Regions from separate parts of the Homo sapiens genome. Here region 1 is linked to region 2. Evidence: read pairs that join two places in POLR2A ChIA-PET (ENCODE). Cell type or tissue: GM12878. All regions are shown on one strand. Each heading gives the region's core, and the rest is flanking DNA. Links, peaks and the distances in the headings are about the cores only.

The links. ChIA-PET counts read pairs that join two places held together with the same protein. Peaks named below come from ENCODE experiments on the same cell type or tissue, not always from the same donor. Only the 100,000 strongest peaks of a DNase experiment are listed, where the experiment ranks them.
Region 1: POLR2A ChIA-PET joins it to region 2 with 13 read pairs; 16 of 35 experiments call an interaction of 5 or more read pairs at or near these places.

The regions. Positions count from the first base shown.
Region 1 is chr2:230,663,803-230,674,514 of GRCh38, forward strand. No RefSeq gene overlaps it. Among named protein-coding and RNA genes, the nearest start is that of LINC01907, 31 kb to the right of the region's middle. RefSeq lists enhancers at 2,616-3,481, 3,432-3,726, 3,696-4,175, 4,216-4,265, 4,286-4,365 and 2 more. In GM12878, for the core only: no CTCF peak of the experiment used is centred there; DNase peaks (open chromatin) are centred at 1,579, 4,609, 5,109, 5,379 and 1 weaker place; H3K27ac peaks cover 4,297 bases.
Region 2 is chr2:230,719,401-230,730,112 of GRCh38, forward strand. All of the region lies in intron 1 of CAB39 (calcium binding protein 39), which reads left to right. It also overlaps the pseudogene BANF1P3. Among named protein-coding and RNA genes, the nearest start is that of CAB39, 12 kb to the left of the region's middle. RefSeq lists an enhancer at 1,764-2,287. In GM12878, for the core only: no CTCF peak of the experiment used is centred there; a DNase peak (open chromatin) is centred at 2,465; H3K4me3 peaks cover 885 bases; H3K27ac peaks cover 2,273 bases.

The DNA of each region.
Region 1 (10,712 bases), core at 1,277-9,276, 55 kb before region 2:
TGACCAACGTGGTAAAACCCCATCTCTACTAAAAAGAGAAAAAATTAGCTGGGTGTGGTGGCGGGGGCCTGTAATCCCAGCTACTCGGGAGGCTGAGGCAGGAGAATCACTTGAATCCACGAGGCAGAGATTGCAGTAAGCTGAGATCGCGCCATTGCACTCCAGCCTGGGCAACAAGAGTGAAACTCCAGCTCAAAAAATAAAACAAAAAAAAAAGTAAATTTCCACCCACTGACTCCTGCTCTTATTCCACTGGGCAGAACTAGGTCAACATGACCACCACTACATACAAAGGATCCAAGGAAGTAGTTGAGCTGGACACCTTGCCACCCCCCAAAGGCAGGATGCTGTTAGTAAGGAAGAAGGGGAAACTAGATACTGGGTAGGTGCCCAGCATATGCTCTCAGCTGAGCTCAAGTGCAGTGAGGGTGGGCGGTGCATCACAGCCCTGGCCCAGGGCCACCCCCAGGACTGGGAGGAGAGCCCAGAGCTGAGAGGGGCAGAGCCTGGGCTGCAGGTCTCTGAGTCTGCATGGTATGGGCAGTCTAGTGGTGGGAAGATTTTCTCCCTCCCCCTCCCCACTCACTTATGTGCACCGGCATCCACGCAGCCTCCACTTTCACAGGCTGAGGTGCTGTCTCATTTCTCTCACCCTCTGCCACACCACCCCTTGGGTCTCCCTGACATTGCGCTGCTTTCTCAGGCCTTGGCTGGAGCACAGTGCAGAGGGGGTGGGGATGGGGGAGCACTCCTCATCGCTGCTTTTCAGAGGATCCCCCTCCACTCTTCAAAAGAAAGGATGGGAAGTGGGGTGTGGGGCTGTGTGCTAAGGAAGGCTCTCCTTCCAGCTTCTACTGCCTGCCCCCCACCTCAGGATCAGAAGTGGGGGGCTCCAAGGGCCCCTCATTCCAGAGCCCATGGGCTAAAGCAAGTAAAGATGAGTGAGGATTAAAGCAAAAGGCAAACATGAGGACACAGAGCCTGCCCTCCCTGTCGCAGCAACCTGGTGAGGATGAACTCAGAGGCTGGCCCTAGTGGTGGAAAGTTAAGGAAAGACTGCCAGAAGATGAATGCCAAAAACCTAGGGCTCCCCTTCTTCCTCCCCATATCCAAGCCCTCATCCTCCTTAGACATACATCCAGAGTCTGACTGCTCCTCCCGCCTCCACAGCCACCACCCTGGTCCATCCTTTGTCCCGACTCACGTAGATCATGACATCTCTCTCCTTCCTGCACGTCCAGCCGCCCCAACCACCCTCATCACACAGCCAGACCAGCCCTCTCGTGTTTCCCAAATCTCCATGATGGCTCACAGGTTCCCATGGATTCCTGTGGACTCCCAGGATCACTTCAGCCACAGGGAAGTGTGCTCCTGACTCAGGGCCTTTTCATTTCTGGTACCTTCTGCCTCGGAGGCCCTTCCCCCTGGAGCCCTGGGCTGACTCCCTTACCCTTCAGACTTTCACTAGCATCTACCAGAGCCTTCCTCTGACCTCCCTGTGTTAATGACAACAGCTCTCCACCCTGCTGCATACCCTAACATGCTGAGCAGCTTTCTTTTCTCCACACCACGTGTTGCCACCAGACAAAAGTGCTACAAGCTCCTGGAGGGAGGGACCAGGTCTATAGTTCACTGCCATATCCACAGTCCCTCATGTACTCCCTCAGTGCTTGCTGAGTGAGTGAGTGAATGAATGAATGAGCGAACCACAAGAATATTATTTGACCTCAAGAACACCGCAGGAACTGGCAGGGGGACCATGATCTTCCTGAACGCTCTGCATGAGATGACTTGGCAGATCCCACGGACTTGCCTTCTTAAAACCACCCTGGAGGCCGGGCACGGTGGCTCATGCCTGTAATCCTAGCACTTTGGGAGGCCGAGGTGGGCTGATCACGTGAAGTCAGGAGTTCAAAACCAGCCTGGCCAACATGGTGAAACCCCATCTCTACTAAAAATACAAAAAAAAATTTGCCTGCATGGTAGCGGGTGCCTGTAATCCCAGCTACTTGGGAGGCTGAGGAAGGAGAATTGCTTGAACCCTGGAGGCAGAGGTTGCAGTGAGCCAAGATTGCACCACTGCACTCCAGCCTGGGTGACAGAATGAGACTCCATCTCAAAAAAAAAAAAAAAAAAAAAAACCCACCCTGGAAACAGGGAGAGAATCAGAGCGAAAGCTTCCAGTTCAAACGCAGGTTGAGAATGAGGTTTGCAGAGCCAGCGGGCAGTGAGTGCTGACCGAGAAGACCCATGGCGGCCCACTGCAGTGGGGGCGGCGGCAGTGTGACCTTGTTGAAACTAGCCGCTCCAGTGACCCAAGGCTGGGGGAGATTTGGCTCTGCTACTTTCCAGCACTGTGAGCTTGGGAGCCTTACCTGCTCCGAGCTTCAGTTTCCTTACTTGTATAATGGGGATTAAATAACACACTTTTTTTTTTTTTGAGATGGAGTCTCACTCTGTTGCCCAGGCTGGAGTGCAGTGGCACTATCTTGGCACTATCTGCAACCTCCGACTCCCGGGTTCAAGCAATTCCCCCGCCTCAGCCTGCCCAGTAGCTAAGATTACAGACACACGCCACTACGCCCAGCTAATTTTTGCATTTTGGGTAGAGACGGGGTTTCACCATGTTGGCCAGGCTGGTCTCGAACTCCTGACCTCAAGTGATCCACCCACCTCGGCCTCCCAAAGTGCTGGAATTACAGGTGTGAGCAACCACGCCCAGCCCTAACACACTTTCTTTATTGCCCTTGAATCAACCGCATTCCAAGGCCAACGTCATTTGGAAAGGTTGACCTAGATTTCCTTTTCCATCTCCACTGGGACCTCCCCTTTCACCCACCGGAACCCAGGAGGCTCTGATGCCTTGAACACACAGAAGGGCTCCTAATCTTTTGTACATCAAAGTCGCCCCAGCTTCTTTGCTGCCCAAGCTCACTGGTGTGGTTTCCTAATGTCCCCGACAGTTTGGGAGATCTCTGCCAAGGCTGGCCACCTGGTACCAGCCCAGGTGCCCCACCTGTCTCCCACCCCCAGGTCTCTGGTCACCTCCTGGATACTGTGAGTACTGGAGAACTTGCTGCTTGGGGACACCAGCACTCTCTCCCCTGAGGGCTGGGGCATATGCTCTCCAGACCCACCTTTCTCCTTCCCTCTCAGGACCCCTGGAGTGATCTCATCAACATCTGGCTTAACTCATCAGGGGATTTTCTGCAAGTGAGAAGGCTAATGCCTCTGGGGCCAGGCAGGCCTGGTGAATGTATGACAAAACTGCAGGGCATGGTAGGAGCGTGTACTGGTTTTCTAGGGCGCCGTAATGAAGTACACACAAACTGGGTGGCTTAGAACAATGGAACTGTGTCGACTCACAGGTCTGGAAGCCAGAAGCCTGAAATCGAGGTGTTAGCAGCACCATGCTCCCTCCAAAAGCACTGGGAAGGATCCATTCCAGGCCTCTCCCTGAGTTTCTGGGGGTTGCTGGCCGTTTTTGGCATTCCTTGGCTTGGAGACACGTCACCCAGTCTCTGCCTTCAGCATGTGGTATCTTCCCTGTGTGTGTCTGTGTTCCCATTTCCCCTTTTTCGAGGACAGAAGTCAGATCAGGGGCCCACCCTACTCCAGTATGACCTCATCTTAACTCATTACATCTGCAATGACCCTCTTTCCAAATAAGGTCACATTCTGAGATACTGGCAGTTAGAACTTCAACATGCATATTTGAAGAGGGTGCAATTTAGCCCCTAACAGGGCTGACGAGCCCTAGAGGGTGAGCAAGTCCACTCCAGTTTACTGTTGCCCTGCAGGGCTCTGGGAGCCTGTCCAGGGTTTCCTGGGACAAGGTACTTTCTGTGCCTAAACTGGGTGAGTCCCAGGAAGCCAGCTTGGTTAGTCACCTCAAATGGGGCCCTATCTTCTTATGTTTCAAGAGAAGTCAGAAACTCTGACTTCACGTGAAATCTCCCAGTTTTTGAATGGGCATCTAATTTGACAAATTTTAAAATCCTGGGCCCCATCTGAGGGTGTCTAGCCTGCGAGTGGCCAGTGGTCACCCATTGCCTAGCATGGCAGGGCAAATTGTAAGACTCCAAAAACTGCAAATAACAGCAACTGTGGCCATGAGCTCAGGCTGGGCAACTTGTTCTGGGGCCCTGCATCAGCCCCATCTCTTTGGAAGCCTTCCTGGGCCCCTACTACCCATGCTCAGCAATGCTTCTGGCTCCAGAAACTTCCAGCACTGTTTCAGATAGGGGGACTGGCATTTGCAAACTGTCTTGGAGTTGGTGACCCAGAAGGAGGGACCCCAGACTAGAGGAAGATGAGAAGGCAGAGAGTACCAGACAGTGCCATCTAGGGAGAAGAAACAAGTCATGAATATCTGATGTAGGGATGGGACGGACACTAAGTGGGAAAGGCCACCCTGCTGCCCAGCCCCCACCACCGCCAGCACCACCAGGCTGGCCATCTCTTTCCCACCTTCCCCACCACCATGCACGTGGTGCCATGCACCGCTGCTCCTCACCCACTCAGACCAGCTCCAGCACCTTTGGAGGTGAGATTAGCTTCTCACACAACTTCTAAGTCTTGATCATAGCACATGCTCTGCGGTTTTGCTGATGGTGACTAACGGAGGGAATTTCAGGCTAGATCAGAAAGGAAGGTGGAACAGGGTAAAGTGGGTGAGGATGAGGCTTTCTGGTTGCTCCTCCCCAGTGTCCAGGAAGTTGCCCATCCAAGCCTCTTTCCCCTGGTGGGGCTTGCCGTGCTGTGTCTCTGGTTTGCTGGCCTGGGCAGTGCCACACTGCCAGGCTTTGCAGATCTGGAAGGGGAAGGAACAAGCCAAAGAGGAAGTGGCATCAAGAAGAAGATGGGAAGGGCAGTCTCCCCCTTCCCTCTTGCCAGGCCTGCAGAATTGGGGAACCCGTATAAAAGACAACATCCCTGCTGGGAGCTGCACCCTCTGCCCGGCCCGGCCCCAGGTGCCCTGATCTGCCTGCCACGACCTGGGCAAAGCATGCTGTTCCTGCACATACTCGGGCTTTCTGAAACCTGAGAAGGCAAGGGGGGTGAGGGAGAGTCCCACACAGCCCAGGCCCAGCTGGTCAGGCTAATTTTAGGTTTTTCTCAGCCTGACTGAGGCCTACTAATCTCCACCATGCCAGAGAATGCACATGGAGCAGAGGCTGTCTTTACTCATGATGCCCCCTCATCCCTCCAAAAAGCTCCTTTTTCTGTCCAATTTCAATTTCTCTTTGACCTGCCCCAGGCCCACCCATCCCAGGAAATCTGCCCCGACCACCACCTCACAAAGAGAGCTCTCCCTTTCTCAGTGTGTGGGGTAACTGTGGTTGGAAACCACAGTACAGCCCTGTGTCCCCAGCCCTGGCACAGTGCTTAGCTCAAAATAAGCCCTTGGTAAGTGTGGGTGGAATGAATGAATGAGCGTTTTATTACACAGTGACAGCATGCTACATGCAGGTTAGGTCTAAAGTTAGCAAATAAGGTTAAAAGAGTTCAGAGTTTAAATTACCCTTGAAACTCCATCAGGAAGACAGCTTATTGGGATTGACATTAGATCTCCTCAAGAAGTCCAGTACAAATCCATTTCCTTTTGTTGAGGAGAGGGACCTGGACCGCTGGCCCAGCTCCCCAGCCCTTGGCCCAACACACGCACTTGCTCAGGAATTCCCGAGGTTTATGGGACATGCCTCCAAAAAAACATACATCTAGAACTCCTAGATGTAAGAGCCTTCCCATCGCCCATCAGCCTTCTCCAGGGACTCTGCCGCTGTTGTCATGACAGCCAGGACAGAGTCTAGTGGAGCCTCGGGAAGTCCGACAGGCTGAGAATGAAGTCAACCAGAGGCAGAGAGGGGCCCCCACACAGAGAGTGGAAATCAGAGGCCTTTGGTGAACAGCCAAAATGACCAAGTTTTGAAGAACTCCCTGAAGTATGCCAATAACAAGAAAAAGGGGAAACTCGTCAGCTCCAGGCATCAAATGAGACATGCCCCAGGCTAGAGCCTGAAAAGGCCAGCAGGGAAGGGGGGCTTTCTCCTCTTACCCCATTTTCCTCCCTATGTTTCAATGAGTTTTTCCTATTGTTTTATTTGAGAATTTCCAAACACATAGAAAATATGGAAAGAATAGTACAGCAAACACTCACGAGCCCTTCATCTATGTTCAGCGACTGTTTAGATTTTGCCTTGTTCTCTGTCTACCTGTATTTGAAACATTTGAGAGTGAGTTACATAAATCACGACACAGCCCCAAATATTTCAGCTGCATCTCATAAGAATTGTCCATTCTCCTGCATAACCACAAGACCAAGTTTAAGGGTAATTGAGTTAAAAAAAAAACACCCACAACTTTTTTTTTTTTTTTTAAATAAAGAAGCTTTGCATGACTAGAAAAATAAGGGAGGGTCAGGGATTCCAGAGAAAAATTATACCAGACCAAGCTTAGATTTGTTCTGATAAACTTCTAAACTGGGTTCTCAGGCCGGGCGTGGTGTCTCAGGTGGGGCGTGGTGGCTCACGCCTGTAATTCCAACACTTTGGGAGGCTGAGGTGGGTGGATCACCTGAGGTCAGGAGTTTGAAACCAGCCTGACCAACATGGTAAAGCCCTGTCTCTATGAAAAATACAAAATTAGCCAGGCATGGTGATGCATGCCTGTAATCCCAGCTACTCAGGAGGCTGAGGCAGGAGAATCGCTTGAACCCGGGAGGTGGAGGTTGCAGTGAGCGGAGATGGCACCATTGCACACCAGCCTGGGCAACAAGATCAAAACTCCATCTCAAAAAAAAAAGAAAGAAAGAAAGAAAGAAAGAAAGAAAGAAAGAAAGAAAGAAAGAAAGAAAGAAAGAAAGAAGGAAAGAAAGGAAGAAAGAAAGAAAAGATATCTAAATTGGGTTCTCATTACAGAAAAACAAGTAAGCGTTCAGCTCTGCCAAACATCTATGCAAGAAGTCTGTAGATGCATATTTAACAGCAAGTCTCCAAATCATATATTTATACTTCCCAAATGATGTTTTGAGAAACTGGAGCTGTTCTATATTTATGCTTATCACATAGTAAGTGCTTAATAAGTTCAAATGCAAACTTTGTCTTTGGGGCAGTAGAAAGTCTTCAAAGCCCACCATCTGAGCCTACATGGGTGATATAGTTTGGTTTTGTGTCCCCACACAAATCTCATCTCGAATTATAATTCCCAGGTATTGAGGGAGGGATCTGTGATTGGATCAAGGGGGCAGTTTCCCCCATGCTATTCTCATGAGATCTGATTGCTTTATACACGTTTGGAAATTCCTCCTTCTTTTGTTCTTTTCTTTCCTGCCGTTTTGTAAAGGTGCCTGTTTCCCCTTCTGCCATGATTGTAAGTTTCCTGAGGCCTTCCCAGCTATGCAGAACTGTGAGTCATAAATTAAACCTCCTTCGTTTATAAATTACCCCGTCTCCAGTCTCGGGTAGTATCTTTGTGGCAGTGTGAATACTAATACAATGCAGCTGGCTCAAACTGAATGAGCCCTGACTCTGCCTCACAGGAATGGCCTTTAGCTAACCACAAGATGATCTCTCTGATCCCATCAAACACCTGCTCTAGCTGCTCTGAGGAGACCTCCTTAGCCACCCAAGTCCTCCCAGCTTTCCTTACATAAATCTCTAGTTCATTTGTGACCACTATCACAAATTAGCTGTTAATTTGTCCTCTATTTTTCCCTGTGGGTTAGTCTTATTTCCCTAATACTAGCCTAAGACTATCTTCCTCTCCACTGTGGCTCACAACTGGCAGCCAAAGTTTCTTGGTTGACTCCAGCCCCCTAAAGATGGGGCAGAGAATGCCAGTCCCTGGTGTGCCAGGAACTGAGCTAAGCACCTTCCAAATAAGGTCTCATTTAATCTTCACAAAACTCTATTGTATGAGTACTAGCATAGCTCCTAATTTAGAGATGAGAAAATTAAGGCTCTCAGAGATTAACAGAAGTCACAACAGCCACCAAGTAGCAGAGGTGATTTGTAGTGACCTGAACTGGTCTCTCAGTAGACAAGTTAACAAGTAAGACAGGTTAATTTTTAACCTGGGTTAAAAATCTCAAGGCACTAAGATGCCAGACTGTAGGGCAAGGGCCCTTTGTGGTTTTCCATGCATATTGGATGGGTGGGGGCCAGGGAGAAGATGCTTCAGGCTCCCATGCGTGGAGCAGGTTACATTGGCATTCCTAGGGTTCTATTTCATGCATGAACTTTGTATCCTCCTGTGGACTCCCACAGGTTTTTTTTTTTTTGAGACAGGGTCTCCCTCTGTTGCCCAGGCAAGACTTAAGACTTCAGTGGCGGGCCGGGCGCGGTGGCTCACGCCTGTAATCCCAGCACTTTGGGAGGCCGAGGCGGGCGGATCATGAGGTCAGGAGATCCAGACCATCCTGGCTAACATGGTGAAATCCTGTCTCTACCAAAAATACAAAAAAAAAATTAGCCGGGCTTGGTAGCGGCGCCTTGTAGTCCCAGCTACTCGGGAGGCTGAGGCAGGAGAATGGCGTGAACCCGAGTGGAGGAGCTTACAGTGAGCCGAGATCGTGCCACTGCACTCCAGCCTGGGCGACAGAGCGAGACTCCATCTCAAAAAAAAAACAAAAACCAAAAAAAAGACTTCAGTGGCACCATCATGGCTCACTGCAGCCTCAGCCTCCCCGGTTCAATCAATCTTACTACCTCAGCCTCTGAAGTAGCTGGGATTACAGGCACACGCCACCATGCCTGGATGATTTTTGTATTTTTTGTAGAGATGGGGTTTCGCCATGTTGCCCAGGCTGGTCTCTAACTCCTGAGTTCAAGCTATCCTCCCACCTCGACCTCCCAAACCGTTGGGATTACAGGCGTGAGGCACAGTGCGTGGCCGAGAGTCTGTTTTCTATTCTAGCCTTCTCCTCGGATTTCACACAACAGGTGCTCCATAAATACTCAGTGAATCCAGGCAGGTATGAAGAAATGTAATTTGTTTCTCCTTTATCCATCCCCCTGAGCAAATGTCCAGACGGCGGAGTCCAAGGGAATGCTACGACCCACCCGTTTGTATCCCGTTAACCTTCCTGCTGCTGACCCGGGAGCAACTGCGTGGAGTGGGCGTGTGCTCTCGGTTGCTCAGGTTGTATCCTGAGATCCTGGCATGGTCTTCCAGGGGAATATTTTTTCCACTGCAGATGACCAGAGGAAGATACCCTACATTCTTCCATAATACGGAGGACAGCTGTGTGGGTTACAGGGGAGGCCAGAAATGAAGCAGGGATGGTGGAACTCGAGACAAAGAAGAAACAAAGGACTGCCCTTAACAGATGCCTTCATTGTTTGACCGGTTCATTATCCAGAACATATGAAGGAAGGAATAAAGAGGGGATCTCAGTTCTTTTTCTCAAACGGCCAAAGAAAACCTTTTGTTGTTGTTGTTTTGAGCAAGAACCTTGTACTGGTACATGAAGAATAGATGAGAAAAGTGTGCAGTGAGTTTGAAAAATATTATTGAGATCTTGAACTTCCACCTTAGCCTGGGTTCCATTGGCTTGGGGAAATTTTAGGCTTTGTTACAGATGTTAAATTATGAAAAAAATCTAGGTACAATTCAGCTTCTATAGGAAAAAACAAACAACAACAAAAAAAACAAAAATAAAAACAAACAAAACAGGCTTGCAGGTCAGGCTATTGCCTTGAAAACAAAAGATAATTAAAGATTACTTACGGCTGCGCACGGTGGTTCACGCCTGTAATCTCAGCACTTTGGGAGGCCGAGGCCGGTGGATCACCTGAGGTTGGAAGCCTGAGACCAGCCTGACCAACATGGAGAAACCCCAACTCTACTAAAAATACAAAATTAGCCGGGCATGGTGGCACATGCCTGTAATCCAGAGGCAGGAGAAACGTTTGAACCCGGGAGGCGGAGGTTGCAGTGAGCCGAGATCGCGCCATTGCACTCCAGCCTGGGCAACAAGAGTGAAACTTCGTCACAAAAAATAAAATGTAATAAAGATTACTTTATCCAAACCCCCTCCCAAGTAAGTTTTTCAAAAAAATGTGCTCTCCCTCTCCTGTGGGTAAGGGAGGAGACCACCCCTCATATTGCCTTATGCCCAATTTCTGCCTCCAAAGAAAGAAAAAGTAAAAACTAAAAGGCAGAAATGAAATCCACAAGCAGTCAGCCCGGCGCCACACCCTGGTCCTCGAAGTTAAAGATCGACCCCTGACCTAATCGGTTATGTTATCTATAGATTACAGACATTGTATAGAAAAGCACTGTGAAAATCCCTGTCCTGTTTTGTTCTGATCTAATTACCGGTGCATGCAGCCCCCAGTCACGTACCCCATGCTTGCTCAATCGATCACGAGCCTCTCACGCCCACCCCCTTAGAGTTGTGAGCCCTTAAAAAGGACAGGAATTGCTCACTCAGGGAGCTCGGCTCTTGAGACAGGAGTCTTACCGATGCCCCCGGCCGAATAAACCCCTTCCCTCTTTAACTCAGTGTCTGAGGAGTTTTGTCTGTGACTTGTCCTGCTACACAGGGAAATTAGAGAAGAGCTGGTCCCTCCAGCCCTGAAAATAGTAGCCAAGACAGAGAAAGGGGGTAGGGGAAGGAAAGCAATGCCAGGTATGTCCCAGTCAGAGGGACCAATAGGATATAAACAAGGTGGAGGGTAGCAGGAACCCCTTCTCCTCCTCACCCCAGC
Region 2 (10,712 bases), core at 1,156-9,155:
CAGTTTTGAATTAGTATTTTAGAATGGAGGTTTATAAATAGATCCGAATTTGGATTTTAATAGGTTTCCAAGCAGTAACCACATTACAATCTAAAAGAGATGGTTTATTATAAATGCTTTCGTTGTATAGTCATAATTTGATTAGTGGCTTATAGTTTAGTTAGGCCAGTAGATAGTATTTAATTTCTACATTATTCTTGTAGAGAAGATGGGAGGCCTGTGTTACAGTGGGAAACACAGAAGCCTGGGAATCGAAAGATCTGGGCTGGGTCCTGACTCCATGGCTAATTATGTTGTCACTCTGTACAAGTAACTCCATCTCTCTGGGCTTCAGTCATCCCATTATTATACCAAGGGCCCCAGATTGAAAACCCCTTAAATTCTCTTACCCTTATTTTCAGTGATTTGTATGTAGGCTTCTGACTTGCCTTTTTCTCCTGCACTGGTTCCCTCCCCTTTTGCTGGTGGTCTTGCAGTCTGAGTACTTTATGGCATGTGACTGTGCTTTAACCTTTTTTCTCCCAGTTGGTCAGATGGTAGTGTTATTTCACAGTACTGAAGTTCTCTGCTTAGGGTAATGAGAATAACATCAAAATGTGTATTTTCAAATGTTCTACCTTTGTGCTTATGAATAAATAGTTAAGAACTAAATGTTTTATGGTTGTAAAGTACAAGCTTAGTAAGTCAGTCTATTTATTAACAAGTCCTCAAGCCTCACATCAGTTTCGTTGTCACAATTGTGTTGTAAAGTTGGGCGAGTTGTGTGTTTTAGGGGAAGGAAAAACATTAACAAAAGGCAATGAGAGTGGGAAAGAAAGAACCAAAAATGTAGAATTAAATTTGGGAATGTAAAGAACATGCTTTGGCTGTGGTTGGTATTAATCCCCTACCTATGTAAAGGTGGCATCCTGGCTTAGATCACAGGGTTCTTTGCAGCTCGGGATTCTATCACTGGTAAGAGATAAGGGTGATATTCACCACCCATTAGCATTCATACATCCTCAAATGTCTATTATTAATTTGGTCCACAAGTTGTTTGTTTGTTTGTTTCCCAGGATGGAGTCTCCCTCTGTCGCCCAGGCTGGAGTGCAATGGCGTGATCTCGGCTCACTGCAACCTCCGCCTCCCGGGTTCAAGCGATTCTCCTACCTCAGCTTCCCGAGTAGCTGGGATTACAGGTGCGCGCCACCATGCATGGCTAATTTTAGACGGGGTTTCACCATGTTGGCCAGGCTGGTCTTGAACTCCTGACCTTGTGATCCGCCCACCTCGGCCTCCCAAAGTGCTGGGGTTACAGGCGTGAGCCACCGCGCCAGGCTTAAGCAGTTTTTAATGCCCCTTATGCTAGGTACTAAAGGCCAGGCCTCAAGGAGCTCAGTAAACAAGTTTTTTCCTGCTTTGATGGCATATCATCAGCCAGCCAGTTCATTTACTTTTAGATTCTATAGCAGGGAGACAGAAACTCAGGCCGTTAACATGACCCATGTAGATACTCTTTTGGCTCCCATCTCTCTAGTTACAGTATGGTTTCATCGCTGTTCAGCATTGGTGAGTTATAAGTTTTTCCTATGTATGTAAGTTTCGTGTCTCTAGATTGTAATTTATTTGGATAGAGGATTTTTGTTTCTTACCTTTTAAAATTTATCTTCCCTCCCCTCTTCCCCACCTCATGTTTTCAGAGTATAATAATACGTTCTTTCTATAAATATTAAATGATACAGCTGTGTGGTAGTATAAGAAAACTTTTGCAGCCAGCATGGTGGCTCGTGCCTGTAATCCCAGCACTTTGGGAGACCAAGGTGGGCAGATCACTTAAGGTCAGGAGTTCAAGACCTGCCTGGCCAACGTGGCGAAACCATGTCTCTACTAAAAATACAAAAATTAGCTGGGCATGGTGTCAGGTGCCTGTAATCCCAGCTACTTAGAAGGCTGAGGCAGGAGAATCGCTTGAGCCCTGGGGGTGGAGGTTGCAGTGAGCCAAGATAGTGCCACTGCGCTCCAGCCTGGGCAACAGAGGGAAACTCCATCTCAAAAGAAAAAAGAAAAAGCAAACTTGCTTAACAGAGATGAAATACTTAACCAAAATACAATTTTTTCTGTTTATCTTTTTATCTCAGCTATATTTGTGCTTATTTGAAAGTGATTTACATACCATGATAATTGAAGGTTATGAGGATCCCCTTTTCGCAGATAAGTTCCACGTAAAGCCGTGTTTCCCAAATTGTGTTTTGTAGACTGCCAGTCTTAGAGAGATTAGTTGTTTGTAGGAGAGGTTCCAGGGTGAGATTTCAACTTGGGAAAACACTGGGTTAAACATAGTTAAACAGAGTTTTATTTTTGATGGTGATTGTGTTACTGTTTTTCTGCAGAGCTTGTCAGAGTTTTTAGTAGTGTGTATTGGCAAATTGAGAAATACTGCACATTATATTTCCTTCCTTCAAGTTTATTTGGTCAAAAGAACACACCCTCCCCCCCAGGAAATACCCACAAACATCTTGAAGAAAGGTTCTACTGGAACACAGGTTAGGAAACCCTCTTATTTGCATACTTACTAGTATGGCATTCAAAGCATTTACTTACTAATTCGGATGATAATTTTTTGTCAGTTGGAATTCAACTAAGATTGTAGTGGCTTTCACCAAGCCTTTTTTTTTTTTTTTAATTTCAGCCTGCAGTGAGAAATTATATTTTTGACCAGTGACCCAACACATACACACACTCTCAAAACTGAAAAAGAAATTTCATGAAACAGTACTTAGGTCTTACTACATAGAATGCATTCTAATACTTTCTATTTTATTTCTTAATGCTTTTTATGAACTACTAAAATCAGCATGCAATTTGAGAGACACTACAAGGTTACATGAATTTATAAACTTAGTTAGAGTGAGAATATACCATACAAACTTTCATTTTTCTATTTAAAAAATATTTTTTGTAGAGACGGGGTCTCACTATATTGCCCAGGCTGGCCTCAAACTCCTGGGCTCAAGCGATCCTCCTGCCTCAGCATCCCAGAATGCTGGGATTACAGGCTTGAGCCACCTTGCCCAGCTCCAAACTGTTTTATAAGTGAGAAAACTAAAGCTCAGTGTAGAGATGAGATGGGAGGGACTCTGGCCATAAATTCTGGATTTAAACCTTGGTTGTGTGTTGTTGGGCAGGGTGTTTAATGCCTCTTTTTCCTCAGCTTTCTCATTTGTAACATAGCAATAATAGAACCTATACATAAAGTAGTTGTGAGGATTCAGTAAGAATGCCATGCATAGCGTGTCTGATAGTGTGCTGTAAGTGTCCAATACATTTTAGCTTTTATGATGGCTGAAGTCTCAAATTCTTTCTGCTGTACTATACGTACTTTGAAAAATATTTTAAGACTTTAGAAGTGTTTAAGCAACCTCCAAGTAAAGCTAGACTCTTGATCTCTAGTTGGATGTATCATTTGTTGTGATCTCAGCCCTCTGAAATAGTAAGTTTTAAAAATAGCGAAAAGGAGCCACTTAAAGTTGTTTTGTCTCAGTTGCAAATTGACTCTCGGTTGCCGAGCTTTATGCTATATTATTATATAGTTTTAAAACTATTCCTTTTTAACTTTCTTAATTTTCAATTTTGTTAAAAGAATGAATACTTTAGCAGCTTTTCAAGCCTTTTTTAAAAATCTTTATAAGCATGTAATTAAATACAAATATGTTCATACCTGTAACCTATTAATTTAGCTTTCTTGTAGTTTTAATTCATTAAAATAAAAAAATAAAAGTTACTGTTTCCTGTTTTATCCACGTTTCTGCAGGTTTGGTGAGTTTGCCCATCCTCAATATTTTATATTGCCATTGGGGGTTTAATTTTGTGTCCTGACCTAAGAAAAGGGACATTTACAGGGGATTTACGATAGTGGGAGCCTGATTTCCCATTATCTTTTTTTTTTTCTTTCTGGTTTAAACACTTCATTTTAATTTCTCTGCTGTGGGCTTCCTGAACCCACCCCACTTAAATGTTAAGGTTGAACCTCCCCCAAACACAGGAAGACAAGCAAGTCTCTGATTCAACATTCTTGCCACATCAGAGAAATCTTGCTGCCCCTTCTGCAGTAGGTGTGTCTTCATCTCTACGTTCCTGGAGTGTGTTGCCTTTGAGCTGATCCTCCAGTTGTCTCACCTCCCAGACCCTTTTGCTCCTTTTAGTGCCCCACACTGTCCTTGAAGGACCATGCTGTCACCATGGCACCCAGAACCCCCTGCCTACTGGTTGGGCTTTGGTTGGGTTTAGCCAATGGAAGCCCTGGGCAGAAGATTAGAGAGGGTAGGAGGAGAAAGAACTCAGCGTATGTCTTGCCCTGCCCTCTCCATGCCCTGGTGCATTGTTTGGCCAAGGGTTCCCATTATCTCAAACATAGCTGGCTACTTCATATATTAATGTCACTACTGAGGCAATTTGAGGTGTTTCTCAGTTTGTTTCTTTTATTCCCCAGTTTGTCTTCAGTGTGACCTGAAGTTGCTGAAATAAGAGGTTCCAATCAGCGTCACCGCCACATACCAATTCAGTATGCAAATAGCATAAAGAGGGTCTGGCGTGGTGGCTCGCACCTGTAATTCCAACACTTTGGGAGGCTGAGGTTGGTGGATCCCTTGAGGCCTTTAGGAGTTTGAGACCAGCCTGGGCAACATGGTGAAACCCTGTCTCTGCTAAAAATACAAAAATTAGCTGAGTGTGGTGACGCACACCTGTAATCCTAGCTACTTGGGAGGCTGAGGCATAAGAATTGCTTGAACCCGGGAGGTGGAGGTTGCAGCGCGCCGAGATTGCGCCACTGCACTCCAGCCTGGGTGACAGACCAAGACTGTCTCAAAAAAAAAAAAAAAGAAGATAGCATAAAGGCATAAAGATTCTGTACTTGTGTGAACAGGAGGCATGTGGTAAAAAGTAAATAATTGCTAACATAGCACAGGTATGTTTTAGCACAGGTATGTTAGCTGCTGATACATTGTTTAAGACCTCTATGGGCCGGGCACGGTGGCTCGCCCCTGTAATCCCAGCACTTTGGGAGGCCGAGGTGGGCGGATCACCTGAGGTCAGGAGTTCGAGACCAGCCTGACCAACATGGAGAAATCCCGCCTCCACTAAAAATACAAAATTAGCCGGGCATGGTGGCACATGCCTATAATCCCAGCTACTTGGGAGGCTGAGGCAGGAGAATCACTTGAACCCTGGAGGCGGAGGTTGCGGTGAGCCAAGATCGCGCCATTGCACTCCAGCCTGGGCAACAAAGAGTGAAACTCCATCTAAAAAAAACACACACGCTCACCAAAAAAAAAAAAAAAAAAACCTCTATGAGTAGTTTACCTCGTTTAATCTTTTTTTTTTTTTTTTTTGAAAGCCACTGACTTTATTGATCTAAAAAACTTTACAAGGACAGTGACTGTTGTGCCAAAAAAGGAGCCAAATGGTATCAAACGGATTGAAAGTGAGGGTGGGGGTGAGGGATGGGGCCGGGAATCCATTCAGGAAAGCTGGTAACTGTCACCAGGGAACTGGCAAGGGAAAAAGGACGGGGGAGGCATGCAAGAGCGAGAATCCAAAAAAAAGTTGAAATGGTTAGGGGAGAAAACTCCCAAAAGACCCCGGAGTACGTCGGAGGTGAGTACAACAATAGCAATCTTTTCCTTCGTAGAGGACAGGGGAGGAGTCCCTACTCGGCTGCAAACTCTGGTTGAGGGCTGGGGATTGAGAGCTTCCCAGAGAGCATCACAAGAAGGCGTCGCACCACTCTCGAAGGCAGTCCCGGGACTGCTTGGCGCTGGCGCCACAAGTGTCTTTCAGCCATTCCCGGTAGAGGTCTTCATCTTTCTTTAGCACCAGAAACTGGCCAAGGACAACGTAGGCCTTGTCAAAGCCCCTTTCCTCCAGCTTCTTGCCCAGGACTTCACCAATCCCAGCCAGGCTCCCCACTGGCTTCTCCCCCATGGGCTCTGCCACGAAGTCTCGGTGCTTTTGGGAGGTTGTCATCTTGATCAGGCTTAATCCGCAACTTCAGTTCCCGTAACGGTTCCTCCCGCCACCCGGCCACTCCTGCGGATACCTCCCGTTTAATCTTTTAACAGCCCTTTTTAATATCAAATTTTGTCCTCATATTTTTAGGTAAGTAATGGGGAAAACCAAGCAAATTGTGTAATTGGCCCGAAGTTATACATGTAGAAAGGGGTCCTAGATTTGAAACCCAGGTCACAGAGCTTGAACTTGCAACCTACCATGCTGCCTCTACCACATGATACTGGAATGTAGAATCATCCTGGAACATAGGACATTTCTGATACAGAAACAGATGAGGTCAAGTCTCCTGGTCAGGATGTTTGATGTCTCAGGACACAAAGAACTTTCATTTCTCTTTACTGAGTTGCTGTCAGTGATCTTTGAGGAGCTGTGATGAAATGGAGCCATGCAAGAAAATTAGGAAAGTTAAAAGTACAGTTTTTCCATAAAAGGAAAAGATGGAATCTACAAATCATCAGACTGCACTTGATGTTGATTGCCAGAATACCTAGCTAAGTGTTGATTTCTAGAAGCTACATCCATTTATTTATTAACTATTTCCTTTTTTAGTAGGATTCTATTAAATGTCTGAGATAAGGATGGGGCAGGATAGGATTGCTGAAAGAATGCATAGTTCTTCCATATTTGAGATTATCTGAAAATATTAAATTGCACAATTTAAATTGGAATATTTTCTAGGACTTGAAAGTCATTTTGATGTTTTTGCTTTTTAATTTAATTAATTTTTTTTTTTAGACGGAGTCTCTCTCTGTTACCTAGGCTGGAGTGCAGTGGCATGATCTCGGCTCACTGCAACCTCTGCCTCCTGGATTCAAGCAATTCTCGTGCCTTAGCCTCCTGAGTAGCTGGGATTACAGGTGCATGCTACCATGCCCGGCTAATTTTTTGTATTTTTTTTTTTCCAGTAGAGATGGGGTTTCGCTGTGTTGGCCAGGCTGGTCTTGAACTCCTGGCCTCAAGTGAGCTGCCCACTTCGGACTCCCAAAGTGCTGGGATTACAGGCATGAGCCACTGCACCTGGTCTCATTTTGATGTTTTTATAGGATCCTTTTACTTGTGTTCATTATAGTTATCTAATATGCTTTGGCACATAAGTCACATATGGCACATTAGTCACAGGTACAGTGGCCTGCATCCCTGTGCCTTAACCTTCCCATGTAGGCAGGAAGGAACTAGGAACTGTTAGCATCTTCCTGTATGTAAACAGCAAAGTGTAAATACCTTCTGTTTTTATATTGTTAAAATCATCCATTTCTGTTCTTTAAGATTGTTGCTAACCTATTCATTTACTCAAAGGCTAGTCTTGGTCTTGTTCACATAGTGATTGGAAACTGAGTTGATGGAAAGAGGGCAACCCTTCCCTACAGAAGCTGAAAGGGAGGGGCGGGGAATGTTTTTTCTTTTTTAATCTTATGGAAGCTCCCGGACTTTTTAAATATAGTGAAAGGAAGACAGGAATCAGGGTGCTTAGCATACGAGATTGTATGCTGATGCCCTTTGGTGTTTGAAAAGGTCAAAAGACTGTCTTTTATGGAGGCTTTTGTTATCATTGAGAAGAGGAAGGAATAATAAGAAATACGGAGAGGGAAGAGGAACAAGACATAGGAGTATATCCAGAAGAAAGTGACCAAGTAACTGTAGACACTGGGTCTAAATTTGTGTGTCATGCACAACTTTGGAAGAGCTAATCATGAAGGTGGAACTGATTGCTTTTCAGAATTGTCTTAAGAAGTAGAACACTTGAATAGATTGTTAACCATATTTAATAATATATGTAAATATTTAAATATATATAAATTGGAAGCGGGTACCCTTATGGAAGCTAAAAGGGAGGGGCGGGGGATATTTTAAATGTGTGTAAATATTTAAATAAGTATGTATTTAAGAAGTAGAGCACTTGAATAGATTGTTAACCGTGTGTGTGTGTGTGTGTGTGTGTGTGTGTGTGTGTATTTTTTTTTCTTTTTCTTTTTTTTTTTTTTTTGAGACAGGGTCTTGCTCTATCACCCACGCTGGAGTGCGGTGGCGCAGTCTTGGCTCACTGTAGCCTCAACCTTCTGGGCTTGAGTGATCCTCCCTCCTCAGCTTCCTGAGTGGCTGGGACTACAGGTGTGCACCACCATACCCAGCTAATTTTTTTGTATTTTTTGTAGAGATGGGGTTTTGCTATGTTGCCTAGGCTGGTCCAGAACTGGGCTCCAGTGATCCATTTGCCTTGGCCTCCCTAAAGTGTTGCGATTACAGGTGTAAGCCTCTGTGCCTGGCCTTAACTCATGGAATATATTAAATATATATTAAAGGCCATGCCCTCGCAACCAGCTAGGGGAAGGAGTGCTCCAGACCCAGTTAGCATAGAAATTATATACTCTTATATAAATGATATACCTAACATAAATACCCATATATAAATTATATGTTCTCTTTAAAAGTTTCAAAAAACATAAACTAGATTTATTCTAGATCCTAGAATACCAAAAGATACCAAATTCATGTTACAAAACTAGCCCAGGCCAGGTGTGGTGGCTCACGCCTGGAATCCCAGCACTTTGGGAGGCCGAGGCAGGAAGATCACCTGAGGTCAGGAGTTCAAGACCAGCCTGGTCAACATGGTGAAACCCAGTCTCTACTAAAAATACAAAAATTAGCTGGGTGTGGTGGCGCACGCCTGTAGTCCCAGCTACTCGGCGGCTGAGACAGGAGAATTGCTTGAACCTGGGAAGTGGAGGTTGCAGTGAGCTGAAATCACACCACTGCACTCCAGCATGGGCGATAGAGTGAGACTCCGTCTCAAAAATAAATAAATAAATAAATAAATAAAAACTAGCCTAAACTCTTAAAAACCTAATAAAATACAAAATATAAGAACAGCAACCTGGTAAGACATTACAAAGGATGAAAACTATATTCCAAATTTATCTTTTTTTTTTTTCCTGCTCACTGCAACTCTTCCACCCAAGTTCAAGTGATTCTCCAGCCTCAGCCTCCCAAGTAGCTGGGATTACAGGGGTGAGCCACCATGCCCAGCTAATTTTTGTAGAAATCGTGTTTTGCCATGTTGTCCAGGCTGGTCTTGAACGCCTGAGCTCAGAGCAATCCACCTGCCTCAGCTTCCCAAAGTGCTGGGATTATAGGCATGAGCCGTCGCACCCTGCCCCAATTTATCTTTTATATGTTTTTTTGAGACAGGGTCTTGCTTTATCACCCATTCTGGAGTGCAGTGGCGCAATCATAGTTTACTGTAGCCCCGAACCCCTAGGCTTAAGCAATCCTCCTGCCTTGGCCTCCTGAGTAGCTAGGGCTACAGGCATGTGCCACCACACCCAGCTATAATTTTTTAAATTTTTTGTGGAGACGGGATCTCATTTTGTTTCCTAGATTGGTCTCGAACTCCTGGGCTCAAGCAGTCCTCCTGCCTTGTCCTCCCAAAATGCTGGAATTACAGGCATGAAGCATTGCACCCGGCCCCAGATGCACATACAGAAGCCAAGAACATTCTAAGTAAAACACCAGCAAAACTAATTAAATATGAAATTGTCAAAGAAGACAAAACCTGGTATTTACTGTGTGCCAAGTAAGTGTTTTAAGCACTTACATTATCTCAATTAATCCCCTCAGCCTGAAGAAAGAGATTATGCTTATTTTACACATTATGAAATATAGGCCAAAAGGTTAAATAGTCTGCCCAAAGATTAGTTGCAAATTAGCCACAGAGCCTGGTTTTGAACCCTTGGGCGGTTTGCACCAGCTAGTATTTAACCTCTGGCTATATCATCCCAATATGTGCCAAGATAGCAGTGTTAAACAGTTCTTCTTGTTTTATGAACACTTGAAATCAGAAAACAAAACAAAGATGCCCAGTAACACTGATGTTTGATAATGTCTTGGCCAGTGCAAGAATACATCAAATAAAAGACTTAACTATTGGAAACTGGTGGAATATAGCAGTATTTGCAGACAGTCACAATTTTAAACCTGGGAAAACCAAGAGAATCAAATCAAGAGTTAAAAATAAGAGTTTAGTGCCCGGCGTGGTGGCTCACGCCTGGAATCCCCAGCACTTTGGGAGGCTGAGGTGGGTGGATCACCTGAGGTCAGGAGTTCAAACCAGCCTGGCCAACATGGTGAAACCCCATCCCTACTAAAAATACAAAAAAATCAGCTGGGCGTGGTGGCATGTGCCTGTAATCCCAGCTACTCAGGAGGCTGAGGCAGGAGAACAGCTTGAACCCGGGAGGTGGAGGTTGCAGTTAGCCAAGATCTCCAGCTTGGACAACAAGAATGAAACTGTCTTAAGGAAAAAAAAAAAAAAAGTTTAGTAAGATGGTTTTATACCACATAAAGATATTTAATAATTGGTAGCACTTGGCTATGAAAAATCTTGAGCGAAAACCTCATTCATTATAGCAATAAAAAATGAAATGCCCAGGGTGAGGAAATCTATAAATATTTGAGATTTTTACAAAGAAAACTATAAATTTAAGTGAAAAAAGACTTAAGAACAAATGAGAAAATTTTTCCAGGTTGAATCAGTGTAGTATTGGCCAGAGAATACTGTCAGATATTTTAAAAAGTTGACTTATGGAACACAGTAAAAGATACATATGAGCCTGCTACATAAGCAACATCACACATTAGTGGAGAAAAAGGATTATTTAGAAAAAAAT